2 separate regions of the Homo sapiens genome follow, and region 1 is linked to region 2. Evidence: chromatin contacts called from ENCODE Hi-C or POLR2A ChIA-PET data. All regions are on one chromosome and are shown on one strand. Each heading gives the region's core, a stretch centred on a gene start or an enhancer-like site at or near the end of the contact. The rest is flanking DNA. Distances are from core to core; before and after follow the strand shown. Region 1 overlaps CIT (citron rho-interacting serine/threonine kinase). Region 2 holds the start of TMEM233 (transmembrane protein 233).

Region 1 (4,331 bases), core at 643-3,142, 99 kb before region 2:
AAGCAGAGGTGCCAAATACCCACGTGCTCCTGACTCTTTTGGTTTGACCCTGCCTCGAGAGTGGCCGCGCAAAGGGCTAGGGTTAATTTCTAGAGCTCTGAAAAGTTGATTTTGACAACTGCCAGTGATCTTGTTGCTTTTATGGAGAAACAGGTTGTGAGAGGTCCTTAGTCTGGCATTCTGGAAGTGCCCTTCCCCTCCTTGTTTATTTATTTTTTATTTTTATTTATTTATTTTTTTTCGAGGTAGGGTCTCACTCTGTGCCCAGGCTGGAGCACAGTGGCGTGATCTCGGCTCACTGCAACCTCCGCCTCCTGGGCTCAAGAGAGCCCCCGACTTCAGCCTCCCCCCGAGTAGCTGGGACTACAGGCGCCCGCCACCACACCTGGCTAATTTTTGTATTTTTTGTAGAGACAGGGTTTTACCACATTGCCCAGGCTGGTCTTGAACTCCTGGGCTCAAGCAATTTGCCTGCCCTGGCCCCCCAAAGTGCTGGGATTACAGGTGTGAGCCACTACACGCAACCACCCCTCCTTTTTAATACAAGTGGCAGCATATTCTGCATACTCTCCTGTACCTTGATGTGTCTTGGCGATTGCTCCGTGTCAGTGTGAGAAGTAGTTATTCATTCATTTCTCCCCAGATGCCTGCACAACCTTCCTTATCAGGGCTGTACCTTAATTGGTTTAACTGCTTCTTCATTAATGGCTGTTCGAGTTGTCTCCAATCTGTTGCTGCAATAAATGACTTTCTCCTTACGTCATTTTACATGCTGAGGAATCTATCTGTAGGATAAATTCCTAGAAAAGTGTGGGTGAATGGGTGATGGCTGATGTGGATTTGTAAATCTGATGGACAGTGTGGAGTTTTCTGCCCTGAAGGCTTCTCCCATTTGCCATCCCACCAGCTGCGTGTGGAAGTGGGACTGGCCTCGTCTTGACACAGTGCTAGGAGCTAGATCCAGCTCGAGGTGTAGGAAGTTTGAAACCTTGGCCTGCAAAGAAGGTCTGAGATTATTTAACCCCGGGAATAAATGACCTAAGATAATCTTCTGGATTATTATAAGGTGTGTCTACCTTCTAAATAGTTATGTGGACTCCATACCATGTGCCCGACATAATGTCTATGGCTGGGGATACAGAGATGTAGAAAGCATGTTCTTATATTCCAGGAGCCCATAATTTGGTGGAAGAACCACAACTAATATTACAAAATACCAAGATCTTGGGCAAGACTGTCCTAATGAATAATCTCTCTTTTGTTGATGTATAGGAGTTAATTAATCTGAAATGTTTGGTTAGTGTGGTTTTAACCTGAGGAACTTGCTGAAAAACCAGAAGTGCCAATAATTAAATGCTCCTAACTCTTGGCTTGGCCCTGCTTCAAGAGTGACTGCTCAGTGCACCACAGTCCTCCCCTGAAAATGTCTAGATCTTTTTTAAGTAGTTCCCAAGTCATGCCAGAAACACATTGAAATATTGTAATTAGATTTTTTTCCTCCGTTGCCTCACTGGATAGGTGGCCAGGCACCTTGCTTTTGAGATTATATAGTCTCTCAAAGGAGTTGCTTACTGTGCGATCAAAACAGTTCCAGTTCCTGAGAACGAGGGGCAGAAAAGTGTTTGCTTTCCTGTGGCATGTCTGGAAAATCAGTAGTTGGTTATCTCTTGGCTTATAGAATGATCTTTTGGTCGCTGACTTCTTTGGGCAGTTGAGAATGTAGAAGGTTGGCTTTCTGGGTCTGATTCACTGCAGGCTTCGTTGCCCTGGTCTGTTTAGCAGAGCAGGAAACGTAACTCCTTGCCAAAAAACCATAAAATTGATGTGGTAGATTATGGGTCATTAATGGATAAGGAGATGGAAGACTGCCCACTTGGCTTGGAATGACGGGTGTGTTCCTTCCTCCCGTTAATCTCAGCTGACGTCCTGAATGGCCTTCCCTTGAGCAATCCTTCTTCCCCTGGCCAGTGAGCACCCTCTCATTTGTTTTATGATAGTTTCTTGTGGACACATCTTATCATTTCTTTTCCATTACAAGTAGGCTTAATGTAGTTCTCCTACTCGGAATTTATTTTTTTGTTTGTCTTCCAGATTTCAAAGCCATATGGCTAGAGATGAATATAAACCTTGATTTCAAGATGTTGAAATCTGAGTTATCTTAAATCTTACTGCTGCAGAGACAGGGGTTCTGGCCTTCTGAGCATTCGTTGTCTGAATCTCCAAACGTTACAGTTGCATGGGAAAGCAAGAGCATGGCATGAAACTATTCACTATGAACTGAGCCCTTATGAAATTATCTCTGCACACCAACTTCTCTGTTATATTGTAGAGGAGGAATTGGCAAACTTTTTCTGCACAGGTTTAGATGGTAAATATTTTCGGCTTTGTGAGCCATATGGTCTCTGTCTCAGCTGCTCAACCCTGTTGTGGTCATGCGGAAGCAGCTGTAAGACAATGCATAACCAGATGGGCATGGCTTCATTCCAATAAAACTGTATTTATAAAAACAAGCATCTTCCGGATTTGGCCCTCAAGCCTGTTCTAGAGTCTCTCCTTCCACAATAAACACTGTCTTTGCTGTCGCTTCTCAATTATGGACGTTGACAGAAGAGGTTCTGATACAGTTAGACCAATAATTGAAGAAAGAAATGAACAAGTTGATAAAATTATAGCCTCTTCCAATGAGAAGGATTTAAATATCAAGGATTAAGATAGTCCTTTGGGAAAACACTTTTCTTGTTTTAATTTTTAGTTTTAGTTTTTTAGAAGCGGGGTCTTGCCATATTGCCCGGGCTGGTCTTGAACTCCTGGGCTCAAGCAATTCTCCTTCCTTAGCCTTCCTAATAGCTAGGACTACAGGCATGCATCACTGTGCCCGGCTTTTTCAAATATTTTTGAAGAGCCTTCTTTAGGATCCACTGCAAAAGTCCAATGTGTCCAACGTTGGTGTCAGAGCATGTTAGCAGCAATTTTGTTGAGACAATTAGCACAAAACAAATCATTCTGTGATTCATGCTTGGTTCATTTTTGGAATCAGCATGTAATTGCATTGTAATTTAAATACTAAAAATATCTAGCATAAAATAAGTTTATATTCCAAGATAAAGCCTCAATCAAACAAAATATGTTTTCAAGTAATATTCACTGTAATTTTTTTCCTCCATTTTAAGTAGGGCCTTTTCCAAGCACAAATTATGCTGAGATAATAGGGACCCTAGTACTTTTAGAGCTGATCAAGGGTGGGAAAGAATTGACTCAGAAGGCCACATTTCAGTTCTCTCTGTGTTTGTAGGTCTTACTACATCTTCAGAGAGGGAGTTTGGCCCCTGGGTCTGCTGAAATCTTCATTTGAAATATCCAGGCCAGGAGTGGGTGGAGGATTGGGTTGGGTTGTACAAAAAGGCCGCAGTGTTTTCAACTGCTTGGTTACTAATTATCAACCTTTGAGGCCTGGGACGTTTTCTGAGCCCGCTTTACTTTGTCTGCCCTGCTCAGTTTCCTGACTCTATCAGGCCTGATCCCTACACCTCTCGGTCGTCTTATTGTCATGACTGAGAACCATCCACCTTCTGAGCATCTGCATTTGCATCAGGTGTCAGAGACTCTTGGAAAGCCACATGGGGGCAGAGGTGACCAAACACGAGGCCCAGGAGTGGGACAGACATGGCAGTTAACAGTGATCAGTACAGGGTTTCTCCAAACTGCTTCCTTGCACTGAGGGCCTTTGTGGGTCCCTGACTTCTGGGTCTTAGTAGGCTGACCTCCTAGTTGATGACTTCCTTCTGTGCCTTCTAGGCTCTGGGAAATAGTAGGTCAGTAGGATATTATATGGGGCTTATGACATCAAACTGGTCTTTTTTTTTTTTTTTTTTTTTTGAGACGGAGTCTTGCTCTGTCACTTAGGCTGGAGTGCAGTGGTCCGATCTTGGCTCACTGCAACCTCCGCCTCCCCAGTTCAAGCAATTCTCCTGCCTCAGCCTCCTGAGTAGCTGGGACTACAGGCACACGCCAACACGCCCGGCTAATTTTTGTATTTTTAGTAGAGACGGGGTTTCACCATGTTGGCCAGGCTGGCCTCGATCTCCTGACCTCGTGATCTACCTGCCTCGGCCTCCCAAAGTGCTGGGATTACAGGTGTGCGCCACTGCGCCTGGCCTATCAAACTGGTCTTTATTGGAATCCCAGCTCTACCACTCATTAGCTCAGGCAAGTCACCTAACTCCTGTCTGTCCCCATTTTCTTGCCTGTACAGTGAGGGTCATGCTTGTTCATAGCTCAGGAGCTGCTGTGATGATTTAATGAGATAATGAGAGATGGCAGATGAAGAACTT
Region 2 (3,925 bases), core at 1,264-3,763:
CAGTTTTCTAAGTGGCACTGGGAAAGGAGTGAATTGGCTGCTTCATTAATAAAGCAGGATAGAATGTGGGCACCAGTGCCAGCCAGACAGTCTGCTGCTGCCTGGAGAATTTGGCTGCAGCATTGTTTCCAGACTCTCGGCAAAAAAAGTCAAGACCGGATATATGGGGAGAGGAAGGAAGGGAGGAAATTGGCTGGTTGGTCGGAAGGAACCGGATGCGACGGCTTCCGGGCCTCCAGGATGGGAAAAAAAGGTTAATGATTCATCCACACCATTCATTCATGCATGCATTCATTTCATGATACTTATTAAGCATCTACCACGTGCCACATTTTCTTCTAGATGCTGAAGATACAGGAACCAACAAATATTCCTGCCCTTATGGAGCTTATATTCTAATGAGAGGGACACAGACTGTAAACATACAAATAATTAAAATACTATATCAGATGGAGAGAAGTAATTTGGTCAAAAGGTAGCAGGGAAGGAAGAACAGAGCTTGCGCGGGGTGGGTGGATGGGGGTCCTGATTTTAAACAGTAATCACAGAAGGCCTCATGAAGTGACATTTGAGTAAAGATTTTGTAAAGATACCGTGCTGGTCACTGTTCTAAGCACTTTACAATTATTTATGTCATGAATGCTCCCAACAACCCCAAGAAACATGGCTATGATTATTCTGGTTTTACAAAGAGACTGAGGTTCAGAGATGCAGTGACTTCAGAGATCACACAGCTAGAAAGTGGGAGAATTGGGATTTGAATACAGACTTGTCTGAACTTCAGCGGCTGCACGCTTTCATATCGGTGCAGACGCTGTCCACAAACCGGGTTTGGGAAAGGGCAAGTTACGGGTGCAAATGGAGCCTTGCAGGTGCCCACGAATCGAATATGGTGCCACCACCCGTGGGCAAGTGTGGGCGGACTTGATGGGGGACGGGTGGCTAGCGATTTTCACAGCGCTGAATCAGGGCTCTGCGTCTGTGGCCGGGGAGTTCCGTGGCCCAGCTGCAGGCGAGGTGAGCCGGTGGGGGAGGGAGCGCAACTGCAAGGGTTGTCCCGGGACAGTGCCGGTACGAACCTCACCCCGCCGCCACCCCCGGGCCAGCTGCTGCAGTCAATAAGGCGAGGGCCTAGCAGGCGCTCGTCGCCCTCCTGGTGGGGTTCGCTCGGGTGTTCCTACCAGGGTTGAAGAGGGCTAGGGAGCTGAGCTCCGGAAGGGCGGACTAGAGGCCCCAGCGGCCACTCCTAGAGAGGCGGGCAGCTCGGGAGGTCTGAGCGCAGAGGGCGGGCGGAGCCGCACGTTGCGTGGAATCCCCTAGTTCATTCCCGGGAGAGCCCCGGGCGCAGGACAGAGCGGTGGAGGGGCGCCTGGGAGCTCTGGGGGACACCAAGAGAAGAGAGGTTAGGGCCAGTGCGCAGCAAACGGGGAGGAACTACGACGCGCTGGGTAGAAAGAGTAAGAGAGGCGCACCCACTTTGCTGGTGAGGGGGGCACACGGGGAGCCTAAGAAAGGCCTAAAGAGGTAGTGGGTGTGAGCCAGCCTCGGGCGCGTTAAAAAGGGGGCGCCGGAGGGAGGCAAGGAGAGGAAGTTGGGTGTAGGAAGAAGCGAGAGGAAACTGTTGCCTGGACAGAGCGTGCCGTGCCAAAGCGCGGAAACGGGATCAAGGAGGGGGCATCAGGAATCGCCTGGGGACCCCCCGGAGAGTGGCGGAAGCGGTGCCCTTGGGCGCAGCAAAGAGAGAAGGGAGCACAGGCTGAGATAGAGACAGTCCTGGGCGCTGGAGAGCAGGAGCCCCCGGAGCGGCAGGGAAAGGAACGTAGAGCCTGCATGCTCGGGGTATGAGCTTACTGCGCTCGCTAGGGTGGCGCGCACTGGGGCTCTAGAAAAGAGGGTTGAGAAGCCCCGGGCAAGTGCCTAGGAAGGTCAGAGGAGTCAGCAAAGTCCACGGAAGAACTTCCCCGGGTTGGAGAGGAAACGCACCCTGGGAGCTGGAAAGAAGAGGAAAGCTAGCCTGGGGGAAGCTTGATCAGGGCTCTGAGTACCACGAGGAGTGCAGAGGAGGTGCTGATGATTGCGGGGAGAGCTCTGAGAGCCCGAGAAAGGTGAGGAGGAGGTGCGAGGACAAAGAACACCTAGCGCGGGCCGGGCCGTGAGGAAGGGAGCCGCAGAGAGCGCGCGGACTCCCCTGCAGGGGCTCAAAGCCGCCCGGGTCTCTCCTCCCAGGCTGCCTCTGGCCGTGATTCACTCACCATGATGGAAAAGACCAAAGCCACGATGTTGATGGGGTACGCAGGGCAAAAACACGAGACGATGGTGAGCCACAGGTAGTTCTTGGGCATGGGCACGTCCTCCTCGGTCTTGTCATCTTCAGTGTTGGCCTCGGGACTGCTGTCCAAAGCCCTCTTGAAGTCCGGGCTAGGGGCGTACTGAGACATGGGCGAGGCCGGCGGCGCCGGGAGGGCGGAGGAGCGCACGGTCTGTGTGGTCTGGGGCTCTGGCCGCCGGCTTGTGGCGAGGCTCTGAAAAGCCAGCGGCTCGGGGCTCAAGGGAGACGTGACCTCACCCCTTCTGCGTCCTCTGCCAGCACCCGCCCGGGCTCAGGGACCCTGGCCAAGAGCCTCCCCACAAGGAGGAAGGGAGGGAGAAAAGGAGTGAGGGGAGGCGGGGAGGACAGCGGGAGCGTCAGCCTGAGGAACAGGGAACAGGCAGATGAAGGCACCCCACTCCCTGAGATCGTCGGAGGGACGCACAGACTCACACTGAGAAGTCTGGAATAAAAGGAGGCTCAGGGAAGGAGGACGCAAAGGCCCATTAAGTTCCAAATTGGCCAGCCCGTGGGCTGAAGATGACCAGCTCATTTTTAAAAGCCACTTAATTCTAATACATTTAGATGGGACAGGACCAACCCTATCCAGTTGGCAACAGACTCACTACTTCCTCTTGACTTCAACGTTTTACCTTAACTGTCTGGTGCCTGGGCATTTGATTTGTCTCCTGTGCCTCAGACCTTGAACACTGAGCCCCAGGAATTTCTCCTCCCCCCGACCCCCTCCCCCAGGTGGGGTGGGAACCAGGTGCCCAGCTTTGGCCTCAAAGCTTTCCACATTCTACTTGGGGCTCAAGAGACTGGAGTCCAGTATAGTCAGTCAGTGGGCACTGCCCGGTCCATGCCCGTCCAGGTGCCCTCCCCAGTGTGGAAACAAGGAATTCTTCTTTCCACTTTTCCACCTGCAGGACCCCTGGGGAGAAATGCAGGTAGATCAGGCTGGCCTAGGCAACCTAGATGGATGAGTGGGCTGGGAAGAAGAACAAGGTATCCACTTTGGGGACTAGTGTGAGAAAAGCAATTGTATCAGTGTCTAAGCTATTCATGAGAGGGCCGTATGGACCAGAACTGAAGCTTGAATCCAGACAGAACTAGGAAATTGTCACTTCAGGAAAGCCCCTTCATCTTGCTAAGCCCCTATTTCTCCATCTGAAAAAGGGGAAATAATAGTCCCTGCCTCATAAAGTCGTAGTGACTCTTCTATGAGATGGTACATTATCCAGGTCAATCCATGTGCTCAATAAATATTAGCTATTATTAGCATACTATTTCTCCTTATATTCTGAAACATATAGTGCATTATACAGTATCCTAAACTTGATATCCCTTGCTAATATTTCACCAAAAATCCAGGTATTCTGAGCTGCAGGACCACAAAGAAATGAAAATAATTTGATCATGCAGTGTCAAAAGCAATTGCTCACATCATCATACTTGAAACTATTAATCATCTTCTTGGCTTTCTCAGAATATAAGCTGATTGCCTGGGAGATTCTCACTTATCTCATGAGCCATACTTATTTTGTTATCTGCCTCCCTCATTGGACTGCACACTCCCCGAGAGAAGGGGTCATCTGGCTCATCTTTGTGTCAGCA

Evidence for each region. Hi-C counts contacts between places; a loop is a spot of excess contacts on that map. ChIA-PET counts read pairs that join two places held with the same protein, here RNA polymerase II (POLR2A). Pooled maps may share reads with other maps.
Region 1: a pooled map shows a loop between it and region 2 (2.0-fold over the local background). The contact joins the enhancer-like site here to the promoter of TMEM233 in region 2. A Hi-C loop is called at or near these places in 1 of 37 single-sample maps with no recorded cell type and 1 of 50 pooled maps. POLR2A ChIA-PET finds 5 or more read pairs at or near these places in 1 of 52 experiments (activated naive CD4-positive, alpha-beta T cell).

What each region holds. Positions count from the first base shown.
Region 1 is chr12:119,690,717-119,695,047 of GRCh38, reverse strand. The region is part of intron 46 of CIT (citron rho-interacting serine/threonine kinase); the gene reads left to right. Among named protein-coding and RNA genes, the nearest start is that of MIR1178, 21 kb to the left of the region's middle. Within about 2 kb of position 1,892, at least 8 of the 41 ENCODE cell types and tissues checked have a DNase peak (open chromatin) inside an H3K27ac peak, as active enhancers do.
Region 2 is chr12:119,592,362-119,596,286 of GRCh38, reverse strand. It overlaps TMEM233 (transmembrane protein 233), which reads right to left and starts at 2,513. Exons shown (of 3, transcript NM_001136534.3): 1 at 2,253-2,513. The coding sequence starts at 2,438. The region is part of intron 1 of PRKAB1-AS1 (PRKAB1, TMEM233 and CCDC60 antisense RNA 1); the gene reads left to right. RefSeq lists an enhancer at 1,952-2,525.